2 separate regions of the Homo sapiens genome follow, and region 1 is linked to region 2. Evidence: read pairs that join two places in POLR2A ChIA-PET (ENCODE). Cell type or tissue: Panc1. All regions are shown on one strand.

Region 1 (2,500 bases), 220 kb after region 2:
GGGAGTCTCTTGCAAAGTCGCTTTGGGCCTAGAAATAGGCTCGAGCGATCCCTCAGGAGGGGTGAGCATGCCGGCTCTGCACTGTGTAGCACATGATCCAGACTGGATCGCAGGCTTCACTCTCCCCACCCACCAGGCTGATGCTCACATGTGGATTCCACGGACCCCACGCTTGACAAGATTTTAGAAAAAAACGTTTGCTGCCTCATGCCGCAACCCTCTTCTGCCGTGTACACTGCCCACCCGCCTAGCAGGATATCACCCAGGAGGACCAGCCTGCATGCATTTTGCCCAGGCTCAGGGTTGACTGCAACTGGCCACAGCCAGCCCCAACCCCAGGTACCCGGAGGCCAGACGGAGCTCCCTAGCACCCTGGGAGTTTTCAAACCTTGGCTCTGAAATACCGTGTAGGGTTTGTCGCTCCGCTGGGGCATCAGTTGCTTTGAGGGGGAGGGCGCCGTCCCACCTCCTGAACTTCCACCTTGCCTGCTGTGGCCTCTGACGCTGCCCATGGTTCCTGCTTCCATGGGTCCTAGGGAAGGGTGTCCAGGGCTTGGACACAGGGGAGGTACAGCTATTTATTCCTGGGTAGGCTTATCACCTGGGTAGGCCTTCTTATCACCCATCTGGCAGGCTATTGCCAGACCTCAGGCAAGGCCTAGCCCCACTGGGGCATCTTTTCAGTTCCTGAAAGCAGAAACGGCTCCCCAGCCCATGGGCTTCATCACCAACTATAAAGGCGCTTTCAGGGCCAGACGGCTAAGCCTTCTGGAATCTGGGTTACCAGCGGCACAGGCAGAGATGCTCGCCCTGGCAAGGGGGCCCGTGGAGCCTCTGGCCTGTGAGACTGCACACCTGAGCACTTTTTGAAGATCCACTGCCACCAGATTCTGAAGGAGATAAAAGCCAGGAAGCAGGTTGAAAGAACAGAAAACGAGCAGGTCACAATAACACAGCCACAAATTAGATGGGTGCAGCAACGTGGGACGCAGACAGCCCTACTGCCCAGGCAATCAGGGCTAGCACTGCGGCAGTTCAGCGACACACGGGGCAGCCTGTCCAGGACCCAACCCCAGCCAGGGGCAAAGCAAGTGCACTGTGTGTGCCTGTTACATGACGACATAACCTAATTTGAAAGCAATTACAGTGAAATATGGAATGCGTCTTATGTCCTGGCCTGAAGTTGCCTTATTCGGAGTTTTCTCAGCCTGCATGAAAAAGCTCTGACTTCGCAGTTGGAGAAGAGGTATAAATACTGCTGAGTGGGGTAGCGAGCATTCCAAAGGTCCTGCGTGTCCACCCAGAAACCAGCTCTTTGCACCCGGCCCCCTCCCTGCAGCCAGTGTTCCAGTCTTGGACAATCCCCTTTGAGGTGCCAGAAAGCGTGCGTGTTGCTGCTGCAAAGGACGGATTTTGTTTGTTTGTTTGTTTTGAGACAGAGTCTCGCTGTGTCGCCAGGTTGGAGTGCGGTGGCATGATCTCGGCTCACTGCAGCCTCCACCTCCCGGGTTCAAGTGATTCTCCTGCCTCAGCCTCCCGAGTAGCTGGCATTACAGGCACCCACCATCACACCCGGCTAATTTTTATATTTTCAGTAGAGACGGGTTTCTGCCATGTTGGCCAGGCTGGTCTCGAACTCCTGATCTCAGGTAATCCACCCGCCTCAGCCTCCCAAAGTGCTGGGATTACAGGCGTGAGCCACCGCGCCAGGCCAAAGGATGGATTTTGGAGTGCTGTCTCCTCCTCATGAGAAATACTGGTCTAAGACTTTCGTCTAGCTCTTTATAGAGCTGGTTTTGTCTCATCACTCAGGACTTGCCTCAAATGTCAGCAACCCAGGAGGCCTTCCTGGACTCTGTCATCTCCCCTAGGCTATCACTCCACTCTGCGTTGTTGGGTTTTTTTTTTTGTTTTTTTTGTTTTTTTTTTTTTGAGACGGAGTTTCACTTTTGTTGCCCAGGCTGGAGTGCAATGGCATGATCTCAGCTCAACGCAACTTCTGCCTCCTGAGTTCAAGCTATTCTCTGGCCTCAGCCTCCCGAGTAGCTGGGATTACAGGCCTGGCTAATTTTTTATTTTTAGTAGAGACGGAGTTTCTCCATGTTGGTCAGGCTAGTCTCGAACTCCCAACCTCAGGTGATCCGCCCACCTCGGCCTCCCAAAGTGCTGGAATTACAGGCGTGAGCCAACACACCCGGCCTCACACTGCATTGTTTTACTCACTGCACTTTTCATCATCAAAAACTATGTTCTTTGTTCATAACCAGTCTCCCTCCCAAGTGCAGCATAAGCTCCCCAGAGGAGGGTTCTGTTTGCTGTGGGAACCCACTGCCTGGACTGGTACCTTTCACATAGCAGGTACTCAACAAATCTAGGAGTGAGTGGAATCAGGTTGCGGCATCTCGCATCCAGCTTTTCTTTCTCTCCCTCTCTTTCATGTACTCTTTAAATATGTACATAATTTGGAGAATCAATTTTTAAAAATTGAAATGTAATTCAC
Region 2 (2,500 bases):
TGCCCTCGCCCGCAGCCTCTGCCGCCCTAGACCCACCCACCTTGGCTCCTCCCCGGGCTCAGCTTGGGGTGGGCGCCAGTTCCGAGCATGGCTGTCTCACAGGTGAACGCCACCGCCTGTGCTGTCCCCCGCCTTCTCATCGCGCTCCTGGAGAGTAACCAGCAGAAGGTGAGGGGCTGAGGGGCCCACCCAGAGAGGCAGCTCAGCGCCGGGGAGGGCTGGGGCATCTGCAGTGTCCTGAGGTCTGCTCTGTCCCCAGGACGGCTCAGTGCTCGTGCCCCCTGCCCTCCAGTCCTACCTCGGCACTGATCGGATCACAGCCCCTACCCACGTGCCTCTCCAGTACATCGGCCCCAACCAGCCCCGGAAGCCTGGGCTGCCTGGCCAGCCTGCTGTAAGCTAAGAACCCACCCACAGCAGCCCTCGGGGGTGTCACTGCTTCCTGGAGTTCAGGAGACCCCGGACACCTGGGACCTGTGTTGCTGAGCCCGTCCTGACATCTGTGTTCTTCCTGTCAGCTCCACGCCCGGGCCCCTGGACCACGGGGTCCACCTCTCCTCTGTCCTTGCTGCCTCAGAGTCAGTCACTGACCCTGTTATCATTGAGGGTCCCAGTGGGAAGCAGGACGTCTGGGCTTTACGGTTCTAGGGACAGGAGAAGCAGAGGAAGAGGCTTCCATCCCTCCTTCCTTCTTTCCTCCTACAGTGCTGAGCAAAAAGTCCCCAATAAATGGTCAGGACAAAGGCCTCTGTGGATCTGTGAACAAGGGAGATGCCTGGCTCTCTAGGAGCTGCTGAGCAGCCGCTTGGAGGCACTATCCTCAAAGGGTCTGTGGCTGCAAAGACCATGGCTGGAAGTGCCTAGCCACCCCCCAGTGCACATGGAGGCTGGCCTGGGGCCACCAGGGTTGCTGAGAGGATGCTGAATTCTCTCCCCTTCCTCTGGGACAAGCCAGAACAGAGTCACCCTCTGAGGGTTCCTTCGAGCTGACCCCAGCCCCAGCCTCACCCCTCAGTCCCCAGCTCCCCATGCAGCTGTCCCTTCTGCAGCTCCAGGTAGGGGCCCAGTGGGCATCCCAAACTCAGGGAAGCTACCTGGTCCTCTGATCACTTGGCCTGCACCTGCTCCTCCTCAGGCATGCCCATCCCAGCACATTCTCCCGGCTGCCCAGGCCACAGCCCTTCGGGTTAGCCTCGACTTTTATCTCATATCCACTCCACTTCATTAGCAACCCTGGCAACACCGCCTTCAGAATATTTCCAGAATCTGGCCAGGTACAGTGGCTCACGCCTGTAATCCCAGCACTTTGGGAGGCTAAGGCAGGCGGATCACCTGAGGTCAGTTCAAGACCAGCCTGGCCAACATGGTGAAACCCCATCTCTACTAAAAATACAAAAATTAGCTGGGCGTGGTGGCGCACGCTTGTAATCCCAGCTACTCGGGAGGCTGAGGCAGGAGAATCACTTGAACCTGGGAGGCGGAGGTTGTGGTGAGTGGAGATCGCGCCACTGCACTCCAGCATGGGCTACAGTGCGAGACTCCATCTAAAAAAAAAAAGAGCTGGGTGTGGTGGCGGGCACCTGTAATCCCAGCTGCTTGGGAGGCTGAGGCAGAATTCTTGAACCCGGGAGGCAGAGGTTGCAGTGAGCTGGGATCACACTACTACACTCCAGCCTGGGTGACAGAGCGAGACTCTGTCTCAAAAAAGATTTCCAGACTCTGCCTACTGTTCTCTCCTCCCTGACCCCACCTGGGCCCTGCTCCCCGATCCCTCCCCTTTGGTTAACCCTGGAAGCCTCTTCACTGGCTCCCTGTTCTCCATCCTCGCCACACAGCCAGAGGGACCTGTGAGCACCTCAGCTGGGTGTCCCACCCCTGCTCAGAGGTCTCCTGTGGCTTCGTCTCAGAGTAAAAGGGTAAAGTGGTCATCGAGGCCCCTAAGACCCCACCTGAGCTGCTCCACCTTCCTCTTCAGCCCATCTTTCTGTCTTGTTTGGTCCACCCGACCCGCCTTGACATTGAAACTCTCCAAACTCCTTCCTGACTCGTGCACTTACATTGGTGAGTCTCCCTCTCTGGCTGTCTCTCCCCTAGATGGTGTGTGCTGGCCTCCATCTTGTCACTCAGGCCTTAGCTCAAATGTCACCTCTTCCAAGAAGTCTTCCGTGACCACAGTAAAACCCCCCCAGCACTCAGTACCTACATCTGAGATACTTTTTTTTTTTTTTTTTTTTTTTTTTGAGATGGAGTCTCACTGTCCCAGGCTGGAGTGCAGTGGTGTGATCTCGGCTCACTGCAACCTCTGAGAGATTCTTTTGCCTCAGCCTCCCGCATAGCTGGGATTACAGGGAGGTGCCACCATGTCCGGCTAATTTTTTGTATTTTTAGTAGAGGCAGGGTTTCGCCATGTTGACCAGGCTGGTCTTGAACTCCTGACCTCAGGTAATGCACCTGCCTTGGCCTCCCAAAGTGCTGGGATTACAGGCATGAGCCACCACGC

The links. ChIA-PET counts read pairs that join two places held together with the same protein. Peaks named below come from ENCODE experiments on the same cell type or tissue, not always from the same donor. Only the 100,000 strongest peaks of a DNase experiment are listed, where the experiment ranks them.
Region 1: POLR2A ChIA-PET joins it to region 2 with 11 read pairs; 5 of 35 experiments call an interaction of 5 or more read pairs at or near these places.

What each region holds. Positions count from the first base shown.
Region 1 is chr19:38,690,834-38,693,333 of GRCh38, reverse strand. All of the region lies in intron 1 of ACTN4 (actinin alpha 4), which reads right to left. Among named protein-coding and RNA genes, the nearest start is that of ACTN4, 44 kb to the right of the region's middle. In Panc1, no CTCF peak of the experiment used is centred here; a DNase peak (open chromatin) is centred at 1,263; H3K4me3 peaks cover 2,225 bases; H3K27ac peaks cover 2,500 bases.
Region 2 is chr19:38,913,509-38,916,008 of GRCh38, reverse strand. It overlaps SARS2 (seryl-tRNA synthetase 2, mitochondrial), which reads left to right. Exons shown (of 16, transcript NM_017827.4): 15 at 103-168; 16 at 260-743. The coding sequence ends at 403. Among named protein-coding and RNA genes, the nearest start is that of CCER2, 2.6 kb to the right of the region's middle. In Panc1, no CTCF peak of the experiment used is centred here; no DNase peak of the experiment used is centred here.